3 separate regions of the Homo sapiens genome follow, and regions 1 and 3 are each linked to region 2. A link is a contact called in ENCODE Hi-C or POLR2A ChIA-PET data. All regions are on one chromosome and are shown on one strand. The core of a region is the stretch at or near the end of the contact, and the rest is flanking DNA. Distances in the headings are between cores, read along the strand shown. Region 1 overlaps ARHGAP12 (Rho GTPase activating protein 12). Region 2 has its middle 38 kb from the start of MACORIS. Region 3 holds the start of MACORIS (macrophage enriched lincRNA repressor of IFN-gamma signaling).

What was found. A loop is a pair of places that touch in the nucleus more often than their neighbours do. ChIA-PET counts read pairs that join two places held with the same protein, here RNA polymerase II (POLR2A). Pooled maps may share reads with other maps.
Region 1: a pooled map shows a loop between it and region 2 (7-fold over the local background). The contact joins two enhancer-like sites. A Hi-C loop is called at or near these places in 1 of 168 maps with a recorded cell type or tissue (B cell) and 4 of 50 pooled maps. POLR2A ChIA-PET finds 5 or more read pairs at or near these places in 5 of 52 experiments (OCI-LY7, Panc1, activated CD4-positive, alpha-beta T cell and 2 more).
Region 3: a map of heart left ventricle shows a loop between it and region 2 (2.2-fold over the local background). The contact joins the promoter of MACORIS here to the enhancer-like site in region 2. A Hi-C loop is called at or near these places in 42 of 168 maps with a recorded cell type or tissue (CD14-positive monocyte, Right ventricle myocardium inferior, Right ventricle myocardium superior and 23 more), 5 of 37 single-sample maps with no recorded cell type and 23 of 50 pooled maps. POLR2A ChIA-PET finds 5 or more read pairs at or near these places in 8 of 52 experiments (A549, GM12878, PC-9 and 4 more).

What each region holds. Positions count from the first base shown.
Region 1 is chr10:31,807,416-31,812,224 of GRCh38, forward strand. ARHGAP12 (Rho GTPase activating protein 12) reads right to left here. Exons shown (of 20, transcript NM_018287.7): 16 at 3,234-3,332; 17 at 1,815-1,892; 18 at 1,579-1,713; 19 at 1,234-1,336; 20 at 1-417. The coding sequence ends at 243. Among named protein-coding and RNA genes, the nearest start is that of MACORIS, 100 kb to the left of the region's middle. Within about 2 kb of position 1,401, at least 16 of the 41 ENCODE cell types and tissues checked have a DNase peak (open chromatin) inside an H3K27ac peak, as active enhancers do.
Region 2 is chr10:31,743,589-31,748,170 of GRCh38, forward strand. No RefSeq gene overlaps it. Among named protein-coding and RNA genes, the nearest start is that of MACORIS, 38 kb to the left of the region's middle. Within about 2 kb of position 2,148, at least 5 of the 41 ENCODE cell types and tissues checked have a DNase peak (open chromatin) inside an H3K27ac peak, as active enhancers do; they include endothelial cell of umbilical vein and heart left ventricle, where a contact is called at or near this core.
Region 3 is chr10:31,706,073-31,710,911 of GRCh38, forward strand. MACORIS (macrophage enriched lincRNA repressor of IFN-gamma signaling) reads right to left here and starts at 1,375. Exons shown (of 2, transcript NR_184023.1): 1 at 1,234-1,375. RefSeq lists an enhancer at 1,624-1,813.

The DNA.
Region 1 (4,809 bases), core at 151-2,650, 63 kb after region 2:
AAATGCAAACATTCAGGATAAAATGAATTCATAATTACACGCAGTTATATCAACTTGCAACAAAGCAGCAAATATGAGGGCCTAACACACATCTCGACTCTCCCCTTCCCTTCTGATCCCTCAAAAAAAAAGTGCAAAATCAAAGAGTCACTGCTTGGTCCAAAAAATAAAATACATTGTGTATAAACATTTGAAATCTGATGGAATCCAGCTTCTATTCCACAGGTTGTCTTCAGTAAGAATCAACGTCCGAAGATGGAACTCAGTTCCAGAAGAATTAATTCTACAATCTGATTCTGGTACACAGTATGAACTGCTATATTACCAGTCTCTTTTTCTGGTTTTAATAGAGTGGGACCAAAAACAATTGCTATACTCTGATAGGTCATTCGATTTTTCTCTCCATTTTCTATAACTCTGAAGGGAAAAAAAGAAGTTGTTAAAAGAGAAAATAAGAGAGAGGGAAAATTCTTCAAATGGTATTATAAACCTAACAGTTTGCATTTTAAAAAGAGAAGTAATACTTATTTTCCTAAGGTGATGCATAAACTATTTAACCAAGTAGAATTCTGTCTAAATGCCATGTGAAGCTTTCTTTTTGATAAACACAGCTGAAAGATACAATTAAGCATACTCTAACAAACTTAAAATGTGTGATATTTTAGCTTAGTTTTTAAAATAGAACATTTAAGTATGAGTTACAATTCAGGTAACAGTGACTGCTCCATTAAGTTGATGGGAAAAAAATCTCATTAGGGTGTGGAGATTAAACTTTCCATTTTACTCATTTTATGTAATTTCTTTAAAAAAAAAAAACTCTCTCTAGCTGGGATTTTTTGTTTTAGTATTCTAGTGTACTTTCTATCAGATGAAAGAACTTGGTTATTAAAGTGGCTATGTAGTAACCTAGAACCATGACGGTAACTTAATACACCTCAATTAATATCCAATCTCATCTTCATATTAACCTTAGCAACAATTTCTGAACACCTACTATGTGCTAAGCATTACATAAATACTTCACATATAATACCTACTTTACTGTATTCTTCATAGCAAATCATTTACCCATGACAGACTGATACTAAAAGGAGTTGAGTAACTTTTTCAAGTTACAAAGACAGCAAGTAGCATAGCTGGGATCCAAATCTGAGTCTGAGTGACCCTGGCCCCACAGGCCTTCCCGCTTCCCCTTGTGCTATACCACATCCCATGACTGGGCAGTCCTCCTACCTTCTGAGATGTCGGAAAAGAATCTGCATTGTGTCTTGGTTTGGCTTTGGCAACTGTCTGATTAGGTCCTTAACAGCAGCGACTCGCTGTCTTGGTTCTTGCTCTGAAAAAAGATAATAACCAGATATTTTACAGCAAATTCTTATGAAACTGAAAGCAATGTCACAGTTTGGAAGCTGATATTTGGTAATACACAGTGACATCTGGTGGTCACATTTAAAATGTTTGGAGTAAAACAATCTGTTGAAAATACTTGCTTAAAGTAAGATAAAAAAAATTGGGTGGCTTAATCTGTGCAAAGAATTTTCAATATCTAGAAAAAACTGAGTAGAATTACATACTTACTAATTGCATTAACAAAATCATTAAAATGATTAAATGTAAAAAGAGGTTCTGGTAATTCTCGAAAAAACATTTTGAGGGCTCCAGTAATGACATGAATATCTTCCCATTTACTGTCATTCAAGTCCAATTTCTCATCTGAAAAACAGCAGGAATTGGACATTTTAAAAAATTACTTTAAGCCAGTTCAAAAAGTTATGAGTGATGCATCTGAATAACAACAGTAAATATAATCTTACCATGATTGACTGCAAACCTTAGTTTCTGGATCACTGCGAGGTTGCCACTTACTCTGTATATCCCATCAATATCCAAACCTAAGAGACAATAATAATTTGTGTGTGTGTGTGTTTAAAGTACTTCTTTGCCTCTTCTGAACACGTTTGCATGTGTCAGAATTCCCACTCATTTGCATTAGCCTAAAATCAAATGGGCAAATATTCTTTTTCTCTAAATGGCTTCTGGTAGATGCTTGGCAGGGGAGAGAGATGGAGATTCGCTCTGAATTCTGTTTAATAAACAGCAGTAATTCTACTCTGCTCATCATATAGACTGTGAATCAGCTCAAGGAAATGGTTTCATTAATCTTAAAACACTAACAATTTCAAATTTCTGAAAACATCTGGGGATAATTCAAAATTAAAGGAAGTCAGCAGGTAAAATCAGCCCATGCATATTTTGCATACCATTTTATAATGTAAATGCACATATTGTAAAAACTTTATTGAAGGCATCTGTCATATTAAGTGTTTGTAATAAGTAAACTTAATATAACCACTAAATTAATGGTTCTATAAAAACAATACATAATTTGCTATAATTTATTATTTTCTTTTATATGTGAAACAGAATCATCTGAAATTCATACAATTAAGCCCCGAAATTTCAGGTATTCATTAAATGATAATAATGTACAAATTTACTAAAGCACATTATTGAATGTACTATTCATTTAGCTTCAAATTAAGACAATAGTGTAGTATCCCTATTGCCATGTTGACAAGAAGAGTCAGTGGGACAAGAGATCTGTAACTGGCAGAAATTACAAATTGAATTATGTGTTTTAATTGTACAAAATCTCTTTCATGATATACAGAGATAAGTTAATGTGATTACAATATACTAATGTATATAAAACTAGTATAAATATTATAGCTATGTTTAAATTAATCACAATAGAAATTAGTTTGTCCTATTTTACAGAAAATGACATAAAAATTTTTATCTCGTGAGACATTTGTGGTTGACTTAACCATTTAAAATGTCATCTGATTTTTAGGACAGAAGAAACTTAGTAAGTAAACACAATCTCCTCGGATCTTATACATTGTCAAATTATTTCTTAAAAACAAGCTCAATTTCACAATCACTACCTTCTTCATTTTAAGCAAATGCTTAAATGAAATGGCATCAAAGAATAGCATATACTTAATTAACTGTGAGTACCAAACATTCAGCAGATGCCTGGAGAGATCTTAATTTGAAACAGGTGTAAACATGTAAGTATTTGTAAACAAAATTATTTTCTTAACATCTTAGGACTATAAGGAACTTCTGTTTGCATCACTCAAAATCATAAAAATTCTAGGAATTTTGATGGCAAAACAAGAAGCTGGTTTGCTTAATGTTAAAAAAAAAAATCAAAATCCTTCTCTTACCATGTTCTTCAACATGTTCAATACATAACTTCACAAACTTTGGTACTGTGCCATTCTCTCTCTGACACAGATTAGCGAGATTGGATCCAAATACCTGATCTGAAAAAGATTTATTTTTAAAAAGTCAATCACCTTGCTGAAATTCAGTTCATGAAATGGCTAACCATTCAGAGTGCAACAGAAACATCCAGCGTAACCAAATATTGTTTAACATGGCCCTATGCCTTATGCAATATGCATCTTGCCTACTTCTTTTCACTTCAAACAATTCGTTTCCAAACTCATACAAACCCTTACTCACTCTTGCCTGAAAATTCTTTGTACTTTCTACTGCTTTTGCAGAAAGCAATTTTCTACCCAATTTGGCTCCTTCTTATCACTCCTGGTCTCAGCTAAAATGTCACCTACTTTAATAACCCCTCTGACCATCCTTACCTAAGAGAACCCAGTTCTAGACACATTCTATTTTATTACTGTGTTAGATTCACAGCATTTGTTACTATTTCACATTATCTTGTCTACTTCCTACTTGAGTATAAGTTTCATGAGGGAGAGGACCAAGGACCATGTAGTTCCTGAACACCAACAGGTATTCATAGCACCTAGGCTTGTGCCTGGCACTTAGTAAATACTTGATTATTTTAAAAACTATTAAAATAAGCATATGTCCGTCCATCACGTACCAACATTTGATTTCACAAAATACATTTCAAATACTCTTCTATTGATCTTTCAACCCAACAGTTTTGAAATTCCATATTAGTGGTAAATGTTCAGGAAAACAAACAATTTGAAGTGATGAATAAGGACATAAAGTGACAACAGTTTATATTTCTCAGGGAAAAGGCCTGGTGAACAAATTAGCAACAGTTTCTATTCACTTATTTGCCAGGCTTTTTTTTTTTTTTTTTAAGTTTTTAAAGACTCTGAACTCATCATACAAATTCAAATGCTTTATTGGAGAGTACCTAATTTGAATTAATCAGCTAGTCTCTTCCTAGAAGTCTTAAATACCTTTTTTATTTTATTTTATTTTTTTTAAGACAGTCTTTCTCTGTCACCCAGGCTGGAGGACAGTGGTGCAATCATAGCTGCACTGCAGCCTCTAATTCCTGTGTTCAATCGATCCTCCCACTCAGCCTCCTAAGTAGCTAGGACTACAGGTGTGTGCCACCACACCCAACTAATTCTTTGTAGAGAGAGGGTCTCTCTATGTTACCCAATCTGGTCTTGAGTTTCTGGACTCAAGCAATCCTCCTGCCTCCCAAAGTGGGGGGTTTACAGATGTGAGCCACTGCACCTGGCCTTAAATACCTTCTTAATAAAACTGGCTTGCGTGTTTTAATGCAGATGCTTCACAAATAGATGGTCTTTGTTAGAAATTTCATAATAATCAGAGACAGAGATATACATTATAGACTATATTATCTTTACTTTTATTTTTATTTACAAATAAATGCCATTGTTTTAAGTCAGGTATTAGAAAATTTTACCTTTGGAATTAAACACGCTCGTAAGAACTACATACACAAGTAATGTGATTTTTTTAAAGAATATTTTCCTATAAAAAAAAGAT
Region 2 (4,582 bases), core at 898-3,397:
AAAGATCAAAATTCAAAAATTGAAGTACAGATCCTACTGAATGTGTGTCACTTTTGCACCATTGTAAAAGTCAGTAAGTTGAACCATCCTAAGTCAGGGTTGGTCTGTATTATTCGCTGAGCTGAAGTCACCATCAATCTGGTGGCAGATTGCTAATAGTAAATCCCATCCAACATGGTATGGCAGTGATGGGTCCTTATATGAATAGATCTATATTCTACATGTTTTTGGTTTCCCTGTTCATAACACTCTACCAACACTGTCCCTATAGAATGCCCTATTCATCACTATAGATCACATTGCCTGTGATCAGAAAACTCATCTTAAGATTAAAAAAAAAGGTGCAGCACAGGGTTTATTTTTATTTTTTATTTTTTGAGACAGAGTCTCACTGTGTCACCCAGACTGGAATGCAGTGGTGCAGTGGCACGATCACAGCTCACTGCAACCTCAACTTCCCAGGCCCAGGTGATCCTCCCACCTCAGCCTCCCAGGTACCTGGGACTATAGGCACACACCACCACACCCGACTAATTTTCTGTATGTTTTGTAGAGATGGGAGGTCTTGCCACATTGCCCTGGCTGGTCTCAAACTCCTGGCATCAAGTGATTCTCCTGCCTCAGCCTCCCAAAGTGCTGGGATTACAGGCATAAGCCACTACACCAAACCTGTTGCATCCTCTTAGGAGGTGTTTGCTTCTGATCCTTGCAAACTTGAGCTCAGTGGGTTTGCAGGTCTTTGTGCACAAGGGAAGAACAAGGGAACACAACCAAGGTTCTGTTAAATGGGAAGCTGAGACTGCCTTCTAACCATTTCAGGCTCTCTTTCTACTGATCCAACAGGCAGAAATGGGGCTCGCACTGCTGGCCAAGGTATCTGATATGATTACAAAGGAGGAATTTGCTTGCCACTCACTATACAATGAGGGCAGGGAAGACTTTATGCAGAGTCCAGGAATTTACAGGCCAGTGCTTAGTATTCTCTTAATTCACTGTTCAGTGGAAAATCGAGGCAACCCAATAACAACAGGACCACCAAGGATGCTGATCGTGAAGGAATAAAGATAACGAACCCAGCTCGGTTGAGGCACTATCAGAGAATAGGAAAATAGGTAATAGGCAGTAAGGGGACGAAGCCACTATTACTAACTTGGGCCTCAGAAGCAGGTATAGCATGTAGCAGCTTCTATGTTAATTACTTGATGTTCTTTCTTCACTTTCACCCCAAAACCTCCCATGAAGAGCATCATGGCTAACACTTTAGATTTGAGATGAGAGCATGATGTTAGCGACCTGCCATCATTCTGTGGATGGTGAAGTGCAGGGTGTCTCTTTTTTCCACTCTCTACTCTATGTCCCACAGGCAGGCCTTTGTGGACTGCACCAATGGGTGCCATGGTCTTCAGCAGCTACGTGGGTTTAGCCAGAGGAAGGCACTGGCAGGAGACTGGAGGCAGGAGGAGAGTGAGTTGTAGCATTTTTTCCACCTGCTCCTTCCCACTGGATTGGAGGTTGCCAGTGGCCTCAACACTGTACCAAAGATTACAGCTCCCACCTCACAGGGTTTCTTTCCCCAGGTTCTGATACCTGCTCCCTCCCCTTGCTCCTTCTCTTCAAGCCTAGAGGGAATAATGGCTCCCTCCTCCTGTGGTGTTTCCTTAACTATTTTTGACTTTTCTTAACTCTGTAAACTCTTGTCAATAATTTCTTTATTAAACTCTGCTGGGCCAGGCATGGTGGTTCATGCCTGTAATCCCAGCACTTTGGGAGGCCGAGCTAGATGGATCACTTGAGGTAAGGAGTTCAAGACCAGCCTGGGCAATGCAGCAAGACCCCTTCTCTACCAAAAAACTTAAAAATTAGCTGGGCATGGTGGTACACACCTGGAGTCCCAGCTACTTGGGAGGCTGAGGCAGGAGGATCTCTTGAGTCCAGGAGTTTGAGGGGTGCAATGAGCTATGATCACACCACTGCACTCCAGCCTGAGCAACAGAGCAAGACCTTGTCTCTAAAAAACAGAATTAAATGTTTTAAAAACTCTTCTCAGTTGCTGTATTTGAATTGCCTATGACAAACCTCTCTGATACAGCCTGACGTGGTCCAGCTGAATTTAGAATGAAACTCTTCTCTCAGACTACTGCCAATCCTCACGGGTTCTCAGCAGGCCTGATTCATATTTCCTGGATCTCTGAGTCACCTTTCTGCATCCTGTGTAAATGTCTTTAGCCCCACACTCATACAGACACCTTTTCATCAGCCTTCTGACTAGATAATCAGGAAGTCATCCAACAAAGCTCTCCTAGTCTCAACTGGCGCACATATGAGCTTGCTTCATGGAAGGTTCTAGAGCATTTGGTCTCAGTCACTAAAGCATCTTAGGAGCAAAGTTTTGAATGGTGAGCAAACTAGAAAGCTGCAAATGAGTTGCAGGCATGCCATGCAAGATGATCCCCTCATCCTTCAGGGCAGCTGAGCAGGGCCTCGAGCAGCTGGGGGAGCCTCACTTAATGCTCCTGGGAGGGCAGCCAGGGAGCATGGGGTCTGCAGGCATGGTCCAGGGTCCTGCAGGCGGCACGCACCATGTGCAGCCGCCCCCACCTGTTGCTCTGCCTCCGCCACCTGGCCATGGGCTTCAGCAGCCAGCCACAAAGTCTGCAGCTGCTGTACATGGACAAGAAGCCCACAAGCAGCTAGAGGACCTTGTGTTCCACGTGCCCAGGGAGCATGGCCCACAGCCCAAAGACCAGTCAGGAGCAGGCAGGGGCTTCTGGCAGGCCCAGCTCTACCTCTGTCTTCACACAGATGGGAGATTTCTGTTGTGATTTTGAGTGATGTGCCCCTTTGGTGACATCCAAGATAGTTGCTGAAGCACCGCTCTAACAATGTGTGTGTATTCTGAAAACGAGAACTTCTTTATTCTGAAATAATTGATGCAAAATAAATTAGTTTGGATTTGAAATTCTATTCATGTAGGCATGCACACAAAAGTCCAACATTGCATATGACACAAAGAAAAGAAAAAGCTTGCATTCCTTAAATACAAATATCTGTTAACTATATTTGCAAATATATTTGAATACACTTCTATTATGTTACATATAATATTATATGTATATGTATATATAATATACATATATATGTTACATATAATATACTTCTATTATGTTACATATAATATTTATCTATAAGTAAATACATAAATATAAAGATTTGAGTAGCTGTAGAACATTGTCTTATGTGTTATCAGCTACTACTACAAAAATATCTCTTCCACTTATGCCAGTTTGCCATATAAATATGATCATGTTTTACCGTGGCACTTACGGAAAAGGTCAGGAAACACTGCTCTGAGGCATTGCACACACATAATTCCCCTGCCTCTGAGACCTGCCACTCCTATAACGTATTGGCAGCAACGACAACTAGGAATTAAATGCTGAATTGAACACCTGAAATAAAGACTTCCCTAACATAACCACAACTCTCAACAATCATTTCCCTCATAATAGCAGAAATAATTTCCCATGGGGCTAAAGCAGTGACACACACACACACACACACACACACACACACACACACTCTTCTAAGGTTACCCTGATATAAGAATATGAATTGACCTAGGATGGAGGTAGTTGATTTCAAAGGGTGAAAGGAACAACATAACCAGTAAATGGTTCAAGTAAAATTCTAATTCAGAGATCTGGCATGTCATAGGTACTGTGCTACTTAGCCATAGTCAAAACAGATGGGTCTGGAGTTGAAACACCTTGGTTCTCAGACCCCTAGATCCTTCTAGGCCTGCTTATGAAAAGGCTAAGTATAAGAAAAGAAAGTAGAAATGAATGGCAATGTGAATGAACCAGACACTAAATAGTACACACTATGTGATTGAATTATTTTAAAGAAGAAAAATATGCAAAATTAATCTATGGTGTTAGCAATCGGGATAGTGGTTAACCTCCTCAGGGTGGGGCAAGGATGGTAAAGGAGGACAGCAGAGGGGCTTCTGGGCTGTTGATAATATAAAGTTGCTTAATCTGAATGGTGGTTACACAGACATTTTCTTCTTGTGAAAACGTATCAAGTTGTATAATTACGTGTTATCTTATATACATGTTTATTATGCCTCAATTACAAAGTTCTAAATGAAATGGCAGGGAGCCCATACTAATATCAAGATACTTGATAGTCAGGCACTGGCATAGAAAACAGAAAACAAAAACAAAAATTCAGGGGCCCTGGCTGACCACAACCTCAATATGAAATATCAAGTTAGTGTTGTTAGAAGCAAAGAAACAAAGTGAGCTGATAACTGGACTATAACAAAGTATACTTGTGTGACTTACAGAGATTGGAAAGTAGTTCTTCTCTGATACAATGTAGCAACTCAAACCCTGATTAGAATAATGGGTCGTTTTGCTTAACATCCCTTTTTTTTTTTTTTTTTTTTGAAACGGAGTTTCGCTTTTGTTGCCCAGGCTGGCGCGATCCCGGCTCACTGCAACCTCTGCATCCCAGGTTCAAGCAATTCTCCTGCCTCAGCCTCCCAAGTAGCTGGGACTACAGGCATGCACCACCATGC
Region 3 (4,839 bases), core at 125-2,624, 38 kb before region 2:
CATTCATGCAGGATCTTTCCCTGTCTCGGGGGTTCTACATGCCTATCCGTGGGTTTGCAAAGCCTGACAGCCCTGCAATATGGGCTTGGTCCTGCTGTCCCTCTGGAAGCCCAAATTCACAACAATGAACTCACTTTCTTTCCCTGGATGAGCTGCTCCAAAGTTCAGCACCTCAGTAAGTGCTCCAATATCGTTCCTGCCACTCCAGCGGGGGCCTCCTCCCCTTCCCCATGCCACCCCCAAGCACAAAGGGGGTGTCCCCATCTCCAGTACTCCTACTTAGTCCTTAGCCTCCTGCCCACTGCACCCTCCCAACCCCTTCCCCAGATGTTATCCAGGATGAGCACTTGAAGATACAAGCCTGATTATCTCATTCGAACCAACCAACTCTTGTAGATCTTGAGCTTTTTAAAGCTTCTTTTTGGGCTTCCTTTTGCTAACAGACTTTTCTCAGTCTGATTCTAGCATGTCTTTTCAAGCCTCTGGTCCTATACCCCTTCACAGGCCTCCTGCTACACGCATACACACACATGTACACACACACACACACACATACATATACACCATACTCTGGCCACGCCCATCTAGTTATTCACACGTGCAGTCCCTGACAGAGTGCCAACATTTGCACTTGAGACATGACACTGATGCTTGTTACATTTATTAAACATACCACATGTATATGTCTTCTGTGCTTTTCCTCCTATTATTCCCTCTGTTGGGAATGTCATCCTCCCTTTCAGCCTAACATAGTCCTAGCCCTTCTCTTCAGGACCTGGCCCAACAGCACCTCCTCCATGAAACCTGCTTCCCTGATGTGTCTCTTACATTCCCACCATCCAAAAACTGACAGCTCTTGCAGGAGGGAGCCATGACGTGCTCATCTTCTGCATCTGCAGCTGGTGCCAGGGACCAGTACATTTGCTGCATGAGTGAATGAACCAACGTCCCAGCAATTCCTGAGCATTCTTAAGGCTGGTCTGTCTCCCCCAGGAAGCCTGGGCCCCCAGCGTCACCGAGCTGTGCACACAGAGAGATAATCATCTTAGTGTCCCTCTGGACCCGGAAGCTGGGTGGTGTCGCTAAGAAAGCCAGAACTGCTTTGCCTTCTATATTGCTACTGAAATTTGCAACTCAAGTGTTGCATAACCAAGGGAACCTGGCTTCCCTCTGAACATCCCTCCCACTTAGTTTGAGAAATAGAGAAAGAGCCAAAGTTAGGTCAAGACTCACCTGAGGAGGCCCCTGGCCCACCATCGAGGTCATGCCTGTCACTCCCCAGGCTGCCCCTCCCGGGGAACAGGGTCATGCGGGGTTAGGGGGCAGCTCACTCCCAGTGGGTAACTGGATTTCCCTGGGGAGGGGAACAAAGAGTGAGAGCATAGGCCGTTCTCACTTCAGACCAGGGAGATTGCGCACTCTCCCTCCTTCCCTCTTGGAGGGAACATCTGCAATTCAGGGACTTCTGCAAAAATTTCACACTCAGGGCTAAGAGCAATTCTATTTCTTGGAGGATTCTAACTTGGCTTAGAGGAGGTTTTTACCCTCCTCCAGTTAAATGGACCAAGTATGTGGGAAATTACCTCACAGAGTCATGCCACCAACACCAAATGAGAGCCATCTGTACAGATGAAACAGTTAGGAGCTTTTGTGTCACTGCGGGCCGAAATGTGTAGCCCATTCATTGTGAGAGGAGGCACTTTATTCCTGAGTTTCTTTTTTTTTTCTAACACAGAAGACGCCTCAGTCAGCGCGTAGGAAACAGGAAGGAACCCGTTGTTTTAAATAGCAGACAGCAGAGAATTGACTCATTATGGTCTGCTTGCTCCGAGAGTGTCAGCCAGAAGGCAGCCAGCCCAGCCCCCACAGCCCCAAGACAAGGGTCAGGGGGCATGGCTGGGATTTTCTCACAGGGAGTCTGAGAGAATCCAGTTCAAACCCTTTTCAGAGGGAACTGGTGAAGCCCTAGGTTTCTATCTTACTAGAGACTTCACCACACAGGGCTGTCTTAAAAAAATATAAGAATAAGAAAAGACAAAAACAAAAGCCCCCGTAAAAACCTACAAGAATACCTGGAAGTCAGACATCCTGTGTTTCCCTTTCCTACCCCGAATGACTCGGAGTAGGACAAACACAGTTGCAAGCCTGCTTTCTTATCTTGGCAATTGCTTCTTTTCACTCTTCTGGGGTTTACAACAGTTGGCCCAGGGGTGTGAGGGAACAGAAGGGAGCAGCATCTGCTGGGACAGAGGGCCCTACACAAAGGTAATTTCATGCAGGGAAAATGCACCCCCCCACCCAATCCCAGGCTGCTGGGCCCAGGAGCCCAAGGGTTAATCTGTCTCAAATCCATCACTGTGACAGCCAAGCACACAAATTAGTCCTGCCCAAGCTGTCCCGACCTCTGAATTTAATTTTTTAAAAGTGCTTTGTATTGTTTCTGATGTTCAGATTGGAGTCCAGGTGTCGTGATGGAACCCGGGGGAGATGAGAGGGTAAGACCCTCGTGTACTGCATCTCACATCACCCTCCAATGTCCTGTGTCTTCTTTGTCAAGGCAGACTAAGGGTGACCTAATTTCCAACACGCAGGCCCAGAAACCTTGAAACTGACCAGCTCGAGCCTCCTTGTAAGCCTCTCCAGCTGTGAAAATCCCCTGGCTCGTAGTCCTATGTCGTCCACATGATGCTTTTCCTGCATTTTGCAGACAACTGCTGATCCCCAAGGGCGGGCCATGCATGGCTGTATCTCCCATCCAGAGAACATCTACAAAGCTCACGCAGCCATGGGGTCTCATAGTTTGACCTGAAACTGATGGTGACTCCTGTCACCAACAGGAGTGGTCAAAACATCCTTTCTGGAGTATTAAGTGTTTGTAGAACCCTGGACATTTATGGTGGCAGAGTGTGTAGCAGCCTCAAGGAGAAATCTTCCCCCTCCATTGCCCCTTTCTAGAATCACACCAAATAATTGGGGTTCTCAGCAGAGTCTGGAGGCAATCCCAGAGACTGAGGAAAGGGAGAGCCTTCCACTTTTCCATTTCTCCCAAGCCATTTTGTATGCCTACAGGTGTCAGTATAAACCAAAGAATGTGCCTTGTCTCAGATGAAAAGTTAGAGTAACCATATAATTTATTGTCTAAACCTGGACACCGATGAGAGTGAAAAGGAGAGCTATTAATAACGATGCCAGAACGACAGGTGTAGATGGTGACTGTCCCAGGCAAACTGGGACATATGGTCATGCTATGACTGTGAGCTCTAAATTGGTGCAGGCTCCTGTGCTGGCTGTCTATTAGGTTTATGTATAATATAATACCCAAGTGACCCTAGGTCCACAGGGTAGAGGGGTTGAGGAGGGTAAGGAAGGTCAGCAACCATGCCTGTCTGAAGGCCATGTGGAGGTAGGGAATGGGGAGAAAGGGGATCAATTTAATCCAGAAAAAGCTGACTCTGCTACAGACTTGAGGAAATCCAGGTCCTTTTTCTTGTCTGAACTGCTACTTGCTCTCAGCAAAGAAATTGAGTTCTGCCAACTCCCACTCCAGCTGCAAAATGCAGCAGAGTCCTGGGCCTTGAGGTTGGAATTCCAGGCCCACTATCCCCACTAGCTTCTGTGAGTCCATCAGAAGATAGGACCTCAGATCTGCAACATTTACTTATCCTTGGCTTTCTGTCAAAAAGTCCAAGCAGATGGTATTCTCCTTCATCCCTTCTTACAGACAGTGACAGATCCACTGCTCAAAATCCTTTTCCCACCCTAAGCAAGGCTATAGCAGAAACCATCTTCTTCTAGGCCTTACATGTTTAACCTAGCCAGCCAGAGGTTTATAAAAGACAACTTCCTCTATTTCCAGAGGTGAAAAAAAGCTAAAGTAGTCTATTTAAAATTTTCTCTCCTCAGACCCCAAAGAATAAAAAAACTTTTTAACTATTGGATGGAAATTCTTTTTTGTTCACTTAAAACAGATGATCCCCTTCTAGAGTAGAAACAGTTAATTGGTCTACAAAATAGTATTCTATAACATGTCTTATCCTTATCCCCAGTCTGTAAGCAAAAATTATATTGAAATCAAATTGAAATGATCCAAAGCGGCTACAAAGATAAAATTATTCTTCCAGAAACATGGTACTGTGGATAGAGAATTCAAGAAAACTCCTTTAGATGTCATATATACCACAACATATCACTTGAAAAAGAAAAAAAATCCTTTATGTAACCATAAAAAATAAGATACTCATATTTTGCATTCTTATATAAATTCAATTGAATAATAGATTAGAACTTAAAATCAGTTTTTGTCAGAGTCAGTTCTCTCATTATCACGCTTTCCTTTTCCCTGAATAAAACTATTATTAGTGGACTCATAATTTACTAGACTTTTGCCAAAAGACAAAGACTTTTACTTTGTTCATGTTTTTGCTTTAAGAAAAATATTCAATAAATATTTGATAAGTGTGTAAATAAAAAGTCATACTAAGCATCAAATTATAGCAATAAATATAAATGGCTTATATTTCTCCAAAGCCTCAGATTGAACTGAAAAAGCAAACTTCAATTTTCTGCTTACAAGAGTTATATCTAAAACAAGCCAAGTGTGGTAGCTCACACCTGTAATCCCAGCACTTTGGGAGGCTGAGGTGGGCAGATCTTTTGAGGTCAGGAGTTCAAGATCAGCCTGGCCAACATGGTGAAATCCCATCTCTACTAAAAATACAAAATAGCTGAGCATGGTGGCATGTGTCTGTAATCCCAGCTATTTGGGAGACTGAGGCAGGAGAATCAGAATCCCTTGAACCTGGTGGGTGGAGGTTGCAGTGAGCCAAGATCATGCCACTG